Regions from separate parts of the Homo sapiens genome. Here regions 1 and 3 are each linked to region 2. The links are chromatin contacts, found by Hi-C or POLR2A ChIA-PET in ENCODE. All regions are on one chromosome and are shown on one strand. Each heading gives the region's core, a stretch centred on a gene start or an enhancer-like site at or near the end of the contact. The rest is flanking DNA. Distances are from core to core; before and after follow the strand shown. Region 1 overlaps LINC01460 (long intergenic non-protein coding RNA 1460). Region 2 overlaps BABAM2 (BRISC and BRCA1 A complex member 2). Region 3 has its middle 41 kb from the start of PLB1.

Region 1 (3,852 bases), core at 392-2,891, 430 kb before region 2:
ATGAGGCAGGTTGGAGGGCTCAGCATGTGATTGCAGTGTTTTCCATCAAGGGTACCTCTGCCTTCTTTATTCCCCTAGCCCATTTTAATTTCTCCATGTGGAAGTTTTAGGATCTATGCCTTTGCATTGCCCACTGCCCTAATCTAAGCTCCCTTCACCTCATGACTCCACAGGTCTCCCTCTCATCTCTGCCTTATCAACTCTCCTCCACATATGTCAAACACATCCCTGAGCAGAGTCCCTTGCTCTGAAATCTCAAAAGGTTTTCCAGTGTCCAAAGTGTGAGGGTCCAAATTCCTTTGAGGCTTTAAAAGCCTTATCATAGGGTTCCTGTGCTTTTCTATCATCATGACCCCACACCTGCCCTTGTCCCTCCCTTTCTTCCACCCGATGAGGCATACCTGCTACTCTAGAAATAACAGGTTATTTGCCCCAAACACACCTTTGCTTTTTCCTCTCCCTATATTTTCTATCAAGCCTTTCTGCATAGGCCTCAGTTTCCTTGTCTATTAAATAGAGAAAATAATACCTACCCAACAGTATTGTTGCAGAGATTAAGTAACAAATATAAACTTTTAGCCATGTCCAACACATAATCACCTCCCCCCACCCCATGTAGTTATTATGAGTGTCATTGTGGTCTTCCTTGCTCATGTTTGGTAAGTAAGGTACTACTTTTTTTCTTTTTAAGACTTTATTTTTTAGAGCAGTTTTAGGTTCACAGAAAAATTGAGCAGAAAATACAGAGATTTGCCATTGTCCCCACTCCTCTCATACACAGCCTCCCCCATTATCAACATTCCCCACCAGAGTGGTAAATTTGTTACAACTGATGAACTTATATTGACACATCGATATCACCTGAAGTCCACAGTTTACATTAGGGCTCACTCTTGATATTGTACATTCTCTGGGTTTGGAGAGATGTGTAACGTCATGTATCCATTATAGTATACAGACAAACATGGTTTCATTGCCCTAAAAATCTCTCTGTGCTCCACCCATTCCTCCCTCCCTCCCCCAGGCCCGACTCATTTTTAACACAATCAGCTTGCCCCAAACTACCTTCAGGAGGCCTCCCTGATTGCAGAGACTATCACTAATCCCTCCTTCCCCACTAGCGCTACAGCACTTTATTTCTACTTCTATTACAGCCCTTACTCCAACGGCTTGATATTCATTACTGATATGTGTGTTTGGGTTACTTACGTTTGTCACTTACAAGTTCTTGAGGACAGGAACTACATTATCTTGTACCCCATCCATGGCACCTAGCAGTTCACAAATTGGTGCTCAGTTAGTTAACTGTTGGTTTCAATGGGTGGAGGGCTGAAGGGCAGGTCCTAGCCCCAGCCCTTCCTATCCTTGGGTTTTTCTGTCAGAGAAGGGATACCTTCTAGCCACTTTTAGTTCCAGGACCTTGCTCCAGACAAGCTGGATAGTCTAGGAACTGACCATTTTAGCAAGTTTAATCCAGAGGGCTGGATTTATGTCCTACTTGGGGCAAAACCAGGCATGAACTACTCCTTCCCATCAAGGAGCGCTGCACTCCAGCAGCTGGCTTTAATTTGGATTTTCCAGGACCAGCTGCATTTAGCTGGGGTTGGTTGGGTTTCCTCAGGTCTGCCTTTATCACGCACACCCCGTCAGAAGTTAATGCAACCACGGCAGGGAGTGACCACAAGGGGGCAGTATAGACCCATTACAATGCGGTCAGCTTGCACAAGGGGCTGAAAGAAGATAAAGGTTTCAAAGCAGAAGAAAGAGTAAGAATCAGAAAAAAAGGAGGATTGTGAAAAAGTTAGGAGCAGCAAGCTAGTTTCGCTCACAGACATTCCTGGACCCAAGACCTGGCAGCAGAAAGTTAGCCAGAGACACCGGTCAGGCCCAAATGGTGCTCCCAACTCTCCTCCAAAACTGCCTTTTCCAGTGCTTAATTTCACTTAGAGAAAGTCGCTCTCCATTTATAATGCCAATATTCTATGGAGGACTTTGGGCATTGCATATTTATTCCTTACACACTATATTTCAGCTTTACAGTTTACAGAGGATTTTTTTCACACTTGTTAAAAAAAAAAATCCGAATCCCCTATTAGACTTAAAAGGTAAAAACAGATGTTAATTACCTCTGTTTAAAGAAACTGAGGCACTGGGCAGGGTGGCTAACACCTGTAATCCCAGCATTTTGGGAGGCTGGGGCAGGTGGATCGCCTGAGGTCAGGAGTTCGAGACCAGCCTGGCCAATATGGTGAAACCCCGTCTCTACAAAAAATACAAAAATTAGCCAGGCATGGTGACCCCTGCCTGTAGTCCCAGCTACTCAGGCTGAAGCAGGAGAATCACTTGAACCCAGGAAGTGGAGGTTGCAGTGAGCCCAGATTGCATCATTGCACTCCAGCCTGGGCATTGCAGCGAAACTCCATCTCAAAAAACAAAAACAAAAACAAAAAAAACCTGAGGCTAGACACATGAAGTGACTTGCTCAAAGGCACACCGAGTTTGTGGTGGAACTACATCTAGATGTGAGTTTCTTTCATTTCTGTTCCTTTGCTTAGTCCTTCTAGTTTTCAATTGTTTATGTCTGTAAGCTTAGTGAGTTTTTAAGAGCAAGGACTATATCTGATTCATCTTTATATCCCTGAATGGTGCCCCTTAATCTTTAGGGCTATGGCTGGGTGTGTTGTATAACACCTTCTCCAGAGTTAGAGTCCATGATCTATCTCTTATCCTCCATGATTCAATAATTTTGTGATTTTGAGGCACGGCCCTAACAAAGACAGTGGTGGCTATGAGTGATCCTACTGGCTGAGCATTTCAACAAGGGCAGCCACTTGGCTGCATCCTTCGTAATACAGAGAGGTTGTGAGACAGTTTTCCAAAGTATACACGAGTGTCCCTGGTGTCACGAGAGTCGACTTTAGGGGATGAGGATGAAAATGTTTAATTTTAGTAGCTACACATATAAATACATATAAACAGTATAAATGTAATATGTCACATTACATATACATATTAAAATATATATGTACATTTTAATATATATGTACACATATATACACACATATGTATTGCAGCTTAGAATGAAGTTAACTTTTTTATGTCAACAGATTTTAGGGTACAGGTAAGTATTTGGTTACATGGGTAAATTTTTTTTTTTAAGAGAGATGGGGTCTCAATATATTGCCCAAGCTGGCCTTGAACTCCTGGGCTTGAGAACCACCCACCTTAGCCTCCCAAAGTGCTGGGATTACAGGTGTGAGCCACCACACCCGTCACATGGGTAAGTTCTTTAGTGGTGATTTCTAAAGAGATTTTAGTGTACCCATCACCTGAGCAGTGTACACTGTACCCAATACTTAGTCTTTTATCCTTCACCATCCTCCCAACCTTCCCCAGCCGAGTCCCCAAAGTCCACTATATAAATCATGCCTTTGCGTCCTCATGGCTTAGCTCCTACTTATAAGTGAGAACATACAATGTTTCGTTTTCCATTCCTGAGTTACTTAACTTAGAATAATGGGCAGAATGAGGTTAACTTTTAAATTGTGTTTATTTAAGAAAAATATTATGTAAATAATAGTATGGTGGTATGCCACAAGGCAGAAAGCCTGAAACAGATATACCAATGACAAGTTCAAGGAACTGTGGTGAGGTGGGAAAATGTAACAAAACTCATTAGTCACAAACCTCACTTCAAGTCTGGCTCTGTCACACTTAAGTCATGTAACCCTGATTAAACTGCTGACCTTAAATGAGGCTGTTTCCTCATCTGTGAAGTTGAAAAAGAACTCCTACCCTCCTAAACTCACATTAAAATATGTAGAAACATGCTGAAGCCCGGAACACACCGTG
Region 2 (4,237 bases), core at 543-3,042:
CTTATTCAAATACCATCTCTACCAACCATTTTCCCTGAGGACAATTAGTCTAGCCTTCCCCAGAGCTCTTTGTAACACTGAATTTATATTAATCTTATAATCTATATTTATATTATAATCTACCCATCATAGCTTTAATTGGTGATAAGGATTTTTAAAAATCTTTTGCTGAATTGCAAGCTACTTATTGAGTTGAGGAACAAGTCTTTTTTTTAATGCCGTGCATAAATGCAATACACAGTTATCAATTGCCTAATTGGCAGTCTTCTAGGTGAATAAGTAGTTCTCACCAAAATATTGGAAAATGCCTCACTGAAAGGTCTTATACTTTTCCTGGTTGCTACAAATTCACTTGGTAGAACTACGTTTATAATACCAAAACAAACTACCAAACATTCTTATATCTTTAAGTAGAAGTTTTCAAAATGAGGTTTTAGAGAAAGATTAACATAAAAGAAGTAAACTTGGGGTATGACTTCTATAAGGGCTTAGATATTTGCTAAAGTTATTAATACTTGTGGTTAATTCTTCCAGAGTTCAGAGCATAGAACAGACATGCCATTTCAAGAAGGCTGTAGTCATGGGATAGGTTTTGAGAACTGACTGTGCTAAGCTCTCATTTATTTTCTGTGTTTTATACTATCTTGTCAACTTTGAGCTATCCAAGCATTGATTATCGATTCAGACTTGGAGAGTTCTTTCAGGAGTCATGGGAAAAGCATCCCATGTGGACCCGCCCAAAGCCAACGTCAAACTCTTGCCCTAGCTGAGGCTTGTACTCCTTTTGGTTTCTGCTATGGCTCTTTCTAGGAAGTCCCAAGCCCCATGCAGTGCATTTGACAGGGAGAGGCTCAGGAGAGACCAATAGCCCCATCCACACTGGGTAAAAATTACCAAGAGAAGGCTTGCATTCCCACCATCTCCTCCATGGGCATAGAGAGATATCGTGGGCCTGGGAGGAACCCCATTCCAGTCTGACTGTTCCTCTGTCCCAGCTTGTCCATGCAGGAGGCAAAGATATTATACTCACGTTAACTACTCCCAGCAATTGGAAAAGAAAAGGGCTACTTTTGGGTCTTGTCATCATATGTAGGAAAAAATATTGATTTGTTGTACCCTAAAAAGACTACAAATTAGACAATCCTGACAAAAGAGAACATCAGTCAGATTCATTGGTAGAAGACTCTGAGATGTGTTCTAATTTGATGAAGCTCTGAAATGTGATCCCACTTCTGAAGTCTGTTTGCCCAGGGTCGTGGAATAGTTGTCTGGTGTCCCTGGCAGCCCTGCCGCACGTGGCTGCACGCCCTTACGATGCTTAGATGCATATTGTTTACCGGTCTCCCACTGCGCATTTCTATGACTTGCAGAGTAAATGCTTCTGAGAAGAACTTTGTGTTCTTGCACAAGGGACATTTATGAAATAAACATATTTCTGGCCCTATACATTTGTCTTCCAAGGAACCAAAACCAATCCGTTGAATTAGACACGAGTAAGTTCTGTTAATTAAAAAAAAAAAAAAGTCAATGGTGAGTTATGCAAAAAAAAAAAAAAAAAGCTAGTAGTCAATGATGCAAATTAGATTTTGGTTGAATATTAGAAAAGGGGAAAAAATAGTTTCTAAACCAGTTGCTTTTTTTTCCCCTGGCAGAAAAGCTGTGAGTTTTAAGGTTACATCATCAGAGCTGGCGTGAAACATGCTCTACCTTTCCCTCTTCCCCAGACTGTTGGCAGTTGTTGTAGTGAACCCAAAGGTTAAATGGGCATGAGAGTCTGCATAGCACTCTTCCACGAAAGGTGTGGGCCCTTTTCTTGGCTTGAGCCACTTTGTGGGAGTGGTTTAAAGACAACCAGCTTCCTCATTCCCTGTGCTGTTCCCACTCTGTGCATAAAAAGAGGACTTCAGCCCTGAGGCAGACCAGGTGGCATCTTTCACAAGTACAGAATTTGTTTTTAGAACTTTTTGTTAAGTTACATCTGCCTTGGAAATGAGTACTCAAAACTTCCCAGCCCACGAACGCTCACTATTATTGAGGCCTGTGTACCTGCAATATGCATGTTTGTTCTTTCAGGCAACAGAAACCCAATGAGAATCAACCACATGTGAGGCCCTTTGCTAGGTGCTTCAGAGGCTGTCAGCATAAATGAAATGTGGCTCATCTCCTTAATTTCCTCAAAGTAAGAGGGATCAGAACAAATATGGCAAGTTGTGACTTGTGGATTAATAGAAAAGGCATATTAATACATGGCATCAGAAGCCCCCTGTTCCTTCACTTATTGGCTGGCAATCTTGGCTTAAGTTAACGTTTTTGAGCTTCATTTCATCTTCTGTGAAGAGGAATAAATCTAAGTTTCAGTTTCATCTACTCCAAGTGGGGAGGTAGATGAGAAAGGCCCTACTGTAGTGCTTGGCCCATGGTTGATGCTTAGTTAGTGCTCCTTGAGAAAATACTTATTAAGTGCTATAAGAGTTCAAGAGAGTGGGAGATCACATTTCCATTTGACTTGGTGGAGAAGGAGCTTTGGAAGATTATGGAAAGCCTGGCTTTTCTAGAGATTAAATATGCAATACTGTAACAATAACAGATATGTATTTGTTCAGTACTTTAAAATATTCAAACTGCTTTTCACTTTACCATCCCATCTGATCCTCATGATAGTATGTCTATCATGTGTTTTATAATATAGCTTTTTTCTTCCATAACTTGGAGTTTTTAGATCCTTCCTTGTCTCCTTCACTGCTACTCCTTCCTTTTTTCAACCCATTAAATTATGCTAAATTGTGCTTCCTGTGATAACATCCCTAGACACTTTTGTGGCATTGCCTGTTTGTGGATGACACCCAGATCCCCATTTCTAATCTCAGCATTTCTCCCTGCTTACAGATCTGCTTCTCTAACCACTAGATAGACATGTCTATCTGTGTGTTCAGTTGACACCTCAAATTTAAAGGGCCTGAAACTAAACTCATCATTCCCCCAATAAGCTAATGTTTCTTCTTTACAGCCTGTTTTTATTCATGACACTCTTGTCTTCTTGGTGCCCAGGTGGTACATCTTAAAGGCATTGACCATACCTCATGCCCCTATTAGCCAGCCAGTTGTTTTGGACTAAAAACCCACTCTCCACAATGTCTCTGAGTCTTGTCATGCCTACTATCATTACCTAGTTCAGTCTTCCAGTTGCCATGGGTCCTGAGGGGCTCTTAACTTCTAGTTCCTTCCTATTTCAGTTTATCCATGTGGAACTGTCACTGTCCTTTGAAGTAAATTCCAGTCCTGTAATGTCCTTGCTGAGAAGCTTCAATGCCTCTCTGTTGCCAAGCGAAGTAAATGCACAGCTCTCCATCTGGCATTCAGATTCCGTGTTACAGTCCTGTTCACTTTTCCACCCTAGGCTGGACTCTACGTGTATCCTGTTGTCCAGCCAAGCAGAATTTTGTGATTTCCCGAACACATCTTGTATTTTTTTCACTTCCATACCTTGCTCAGGCTGCTCCTTAGACCAGAACATTGAGTTTATTTACCTCCCCCACAGGGTCCGTTAAAGTCCTGCCCATGTTCTTAGATCTTCTCAATCATCACCTCCTCCATGGAACATTTCCTGACCGCCACTGCCTGCCTCCACAATGGCACCACACTTTTTCCCTGTGTTTATGCCTCCTTTGTCATATTGCCTCCCTGGACTCTAAACTCTTTAAGGCCTGGGCCTCTTTTCCATCAGTTGAGGGCTGGTGAGCCACAGCCCCTCTGGCCAGGCTGGCCCTAGCCAGGCCCCTGCCCAAGCTCAACCACAGTCTCCATTGACAGGTCTGGCTGGAGAGGCAGAAAGCTGTGACACTATGTGCATGTTAAGGCGGTGGGCTTTCACAGTCATTTCTTATTGCTGTGCCTTGTGGCTAGCCAGGAGGATACTTTCCTTTATGGTCGCCTGTTCATGTTTCTGAGAGGTGGAGCCCTGTTTCATAAGAGCGGTTTATCAACTGAATCCTGGAGGTGGAATATGACTTTGATCTTCTGTGACCTATGTGACCTAATATAGTCCTGTTGGCGTCTCCAGCCTCCCCTCCCCTGCCTTTACCCCACAGCGTGCCTGGCAGCAAACATGGTCTCTTGGAATATTTGGATAGCCTGGGATCTACAAGGGCTGGGATAAAGTGAAACTTGGCTAAAGGACCTAGGGAAAGGGTGAGGGGAACTGAAAATTAAAATAATACTACTTAAAATTATGAATGAG
Region 3 (4,219 bases), core at 72-2,571, 320 kb after region 2:
CCGGGCCATTCCTAAGCATGAGGTGGACTCTGTTGACAATGATGCTGGGCAGCAGACGCAAAAAGAGACTGGGCCAGCTGTCTTTTCACTCCACTCAGGTCAGAAGTGCCCCCTCCCCACTCCACTGTGGTCCCCAGAACCATCTCTGGGAACCACCCCATTTGTAAATGAGATAATGCATGTGACGTGCTTAGCAAGGGGCTGGGAGAGTAGGGGACCAGTGACTATGTGGTCAATGAACAGCTATTAGCTCCACTAGGTAGAAGCAATGATCTGTTTGGTCCTGTGCTGGGGGCTCGTTTCCAGGGGGGAGGACAGAGAAGCTCTGTCCAGTGCTGCTGAGGCAGGAATGAGGACTCCATGTTCGGAGTCTGGCACGGAGCAGGAGGGTGATTTGATGGCTCGGTGTGTGTTGGCTGCAAGAGCAAATGCAAAACGTCAGCCTGAGATTAATCAAGACATCCTTCCACTTACCGTTTCGGGTCTTGTTGGGGAGTTTGGAAGGAAAACTGCCTTTCCAGCAAGATGTTTTGACATGATGCCTTTTCCCTGGCATGCGTTGTCTCCTTCTCCCCACCCATCCCCTTCGCCACAGCTTTAGGGATGACCTCTGCCCTGCTGGGTGCCCTTGATGACTAACACAGCAAGTGTGTGGACCGCCACCTGTCCTGGCCTCACCCACCTTCACCCTCCATTTCTTCATGACTGCCCCCGTGGCTTCTAGGGGGAAGGCCCCAGACAGGTTTGCTAAACTACTGACTCCCAGGGCTCCCTGACAGGGCCTGATGCAGGGTGGCCAGCGGTTGTGACCCCTAGACCAGGTGGGTCCCAGCACAGGGACCTGAGCCCCACCCTCAGGGAGCTGGCGGCTACACGGGGAGCGGTCACCTGTACAGATAAATCTAGTGGAAAGCCCCCATGGCCAGAACCAGGGCGGAGGGCCTGGGGCAGGCTCTGGAGTATAGAAGAGGGAAGGCGCCTTTGGAACAGACAGCAGAGAGAAGAGCCTGCAGGATGAGTGCGAAGGATTGCTGTGGACAGAGGTGGGCCAGGGCTCAGCTCGAGGGCTCCCAGGGAAAGGAGCCTGGGGTGGCCTGGGCACCGTGTGTGTGTGTGTGTATGTGTGTGCGCGCGCGTGCATGTGCGTGTGCATAGGTATGATTCAGGGAGACATAAGGGACTTTGGCAAAGTCAGGAGGATGTGGGGGCTAAGCAAACACCACTTTGAAGACTTCTCTTTGGCATGGGGTGTGACAAGCCAGGTCTGGTGCCTTGTTGAGGAAAGGGAGAAAACTCTGAGTTGGTTTTTGTGTTCCTCAAACCAGTTTGCCCACATCCTTGGCATCATCTGTGCCCTGTGAAGGGCCCGCTTGGAGCCATGCATGTCTGGGCCTGAGGGTGGCGGTGCCTACGTGAGGCCCTGCGGTCTCTTCAGGAGCTCCCCGAGAGGGGCACTTGGCCACTGTTGGAGCTGAGAGGGGCCTGGCCCAGCTCACCCGCCTCTCCTGCTTCTCACCCAGCCCCTGCTGCTGAGAGCTCTGGCAGCCTCCGTGTGCACAGCAGGCCTGGGCTCAGTCACAGGTAGCTCTTCTGTCTGCTCCACGGTGGCTCTCCTCAGGGCCTTGGCTCTCATGTGAGGCTTCCAGCTGCTGCTCACACTCAGAGCTTTGCATGACCAGCAACACACAGGCAGATAAGAGCATTGGGTCTAGGGCGAGAAAATCCTGGGTTCAAGATCAGGCTCTGCCATTTACCAGCTATGTGGCCTCAGGCAGGTTGAACTCTTTGAGCCGCAGTTATCTCATCTGTAAATTGGGGATAATAACACTTAATGGTACTTATCTCATGGGGTTGTCATGAGGATCAAATGAGATGATGTGTGTGTAAACACCTTACAGAGGGCTCCACTAATGGAAGGCATTATTATTGCTGTTTCCATACCACACGACACTCACCCAAGAATGGAAGTTCATGTTCTGACTGTCAATGACGTGTCCAGCATTCCTCCTGTGCTCATTTCATAACTATTCGTTGAGCCTCCTTGGTGCCAGGCACTGTTCTAGACTCTTGGGCCATAAAAATCAATAAAACACAAGATCCCTGCCTCCTTACGGCTGACCTTCTAGGGGAGAGACTTTCACATACCCCAATCTACTTAGCACACATTCCAACCTCTCTCTGGCATCTGCAAACTCAAGTCTGCAAGGTGAAGCAACATCCTAAGCTGCTAGGAACTCTCTCCATAAGTACTCATCCAGATGGCCTGGTGATACGGACAGGAGACAGGGAAATACTGGGTAGAAGAGGGTGGCTCCTGGCAAAGGCCCCACCCTCAAGCCTGAAGACCCACGGCCCTAAATGAGGACAGGCATTCCTGTTTTTGAGCGGAAAAAGTTGCCTTTTGGCCTGCCACACCCCCTATCCTGCACCCATATAAACCCTGAACCCCAGGCTTCAGAAACAGACGAGCAAGCCAGCAGACCAGCAGACGGACAGTGGAACGATGCAGTAGAGAAAGAGAGAGGAGGAGGAACATCTGAACATGGAGAGGAGTTTGACTGGGGACGGTCAGAGAGGAGTCCGGCTGCTGGGCTCCTGACTCCAGGGGAAGATCACCTTCCTACTCCATACCCCCCTTCTGGCTCCTCATCCGTCCCACTGAAAGCTACCTCTACCATTCAATAAAACCTCGCATTCATCCTTCAAGCCCATGTGTGACCCAGTTTTTCCGGGATGCTGGATAAGAGCTTGTGATACAGAGAGCTGTCACACTGGCCCTCTGCCCTTGCGAAAAGGCAGAGGGTCCATTGAGCTGGTTAACACATGCTGTCTGCGGACAGCAAAGCTGAAAGAGCTTTGTAACACTGGGGTTGCAGGCACCCACCTTTAGACACTACAGTAGGGCCAGAGCCCAAATGGCTCACCCTGGCCTCTGCACCTTCCCATCTGCATGCTCCACCTCCTGAGAGGGATTTGAGCAGCAGGGGTGACCGAAAAGGCAAGCGGCACATCCTGAGGGGGATCGGGGACCTCTCCTGTTTCACTGCAGAAGTCCTTTCGTGGCAAAACAAGGTCATGTTGAGACAACACTCAGAGCATTGTCGTGAAAAGGGAGCACAATCATTAAGAGTAGTTGCCCATTTTACAGATGAGGAAATTGGGGCCCAGAAAAGTTTAACTGCCTTGCCCTAGGTTATGCTGCTGCTCAGTAACAAAATAACTTAGTCAACAAATATTTGCTGAGCCCCTATTTTGTGCCAGCCACTGCTTTGGGCACTGGGGCACAGTCAGTGCCTTAGTGGAGCTTGCATTCTCTAAAGGGGTGACTTAAAATAAATATGTAAACAGGTGAGCTCATTTCAGACATGATGAGTGCTAGGCGGAAAATCATACAAGATAATGGGAGGGACAGTGACTTAGGAATGGGGTAGTTGGGGAAGGCCTCCGGGGAGGTGACACTGAAGTCAAGGAACCAAGCAGAGGACACTTCCGGTGGAAGTTATCCTAAATGGTGACCCAGATAAGAGACTCAAAGGATTCCCTACAGCTCACTTAAAAGGCAAAGGAGAAAATGTGGCTGTGAGTCCTCCTAGGGAGAGCAGGGGTTTCTGAGCTGTGGCCTGAGGAGCCAGGTGGCCCTCCTTGTAAAACAGAGCTCAGGGCATCTGGGGATCCTTTTGTTTTGTTTTCTAATAGACTTTATTTTTTAGGTTCATAGCAAATTTGAAAACAAAGTATAGAGAGTCCCCATATACCCCTGCCCCTACATGTGTAGTACATTCATTAAATCAAGAACCCACATGGATGCATCATCACCCAAAGTCTATATTTACATTGGGGTTCACTCTTGGTGTTGATGTCCTATGAGTTCTAACCGAAGTGTGATGACTTTATCCACTGTCACAGCATCTTAGAGTAGTTTCACGGCCCTAAAAATCCTCTGTGCTCCGCCTGTTCATCCCTCCCTCCCCACAACCCCTGGCACCCACTGGTCTTTTTGCTGTCTCCGTAGTCTTGCCTTTCCCAGAGTGTCATATAGTTGGAATCATACAGTATGCACCCTGTTCATACTGGCTTCTTCCACTTAATAATATACATTTAAGTTTTCTCCATGTCTTTTCATGGCTTGGCAGCACATTTCTTTTTAGCGTTGAATGAAATTTGCATTTTCTGGATGTAGGGGCTTGATATGGTTTGGCTCTGTGTCCCCACCCAAATC

The links. A loop is a pair of places that touch in the nucleus more often than their neighbours do. ChIA-PET counts read pairs that join two places held with the same protein, here RNA polymerase II (POLR2A). Pooled maps may share reads with other maps.
Region 1: a loop to region 2 is called in a pooled map, with 2.5 times the contacts of the local background. The contact joins two enhancer-like sites. A Hi-C loop is called at or near these places in 3 of 50 pooled maps. POLR2A ChIA-PET finds 5 or more read pairs at or near these places in 3 of 52 experiments (A549, MCF 10A and activated T-cell).
Region 3: a map of naive thymus-derived CD4-positive, alpha-beta T cell shows a loop between it and region 2 (3-fold over the local background). The contact joins two enhancer-like sites. A Hi-C loop is called at or near these places in 1 of 168 maps with a recorded cell type or tissue (naive thymus-derived CD4-positive, alpha-beta T cell) and 3 of 50 pooled maps. POLR2A ChIA-PET finds 5 or more read pairs at or near these places in 1 of 52 experiments (activated T-cell).

The regions. Positions count from the first base shown.
Region 1 is chr2:27,702,255-27,706,106 of GRCh38, forward strand. It overlaps LINC01460 (long intergenic non-protein coding RNA 1460), which reads right to left. Exons shown (of 2, transcript NR_135200.1): 2 at 3,532-3,852. Among named protein-coding and RNA genes, the nearest start is that of LINC01460, 12 kb to the right of the region's middle. RefSeq lists a silencer at 1,642-1,711. Within about 2 kb of position 1,642, at least 5 of the 41 ENCODE cell types and tissues checked have a DNase peak (open chromatin) inside an H3K27ac peak, as active enhancers do.
Region 2 is chr2:28,132,664-28,136,900 of GRCh38, forward strand. All of the region lies in intron 7 of BABAM2 (BRISC and BRCA1 A complex member 2), which reads left to right. Among named protein-coding and RNA genes, the nearest start is that of MIR4263, 140 kb to the left of the region's middle. RefSeq lists a silencer at 2,726-2,926. Within about 2 kb of position 1,793, at least 13 of the 41 ENCODE cell types and tissues checked have a DNase peak (open chromatin) inside an H3K27ac peak, as active enhancers do.
Region 3 is chr2:28,452,735-28,456,953 of GRCh38, forward strand. No RefSeq gene overlaps it. Among named protein-coding and RNA genes, the nearest start is that of PLB1, 41 kb to the right of the region's middle. RefSeq lists an enhancer at 1-23. Within about 2 kb of position 1,322, at least 2 of the 41 ENCODE cell types and tissues checked have a DNase peak (open chromatin) inside an H3K27ac peak, as active enhancers do.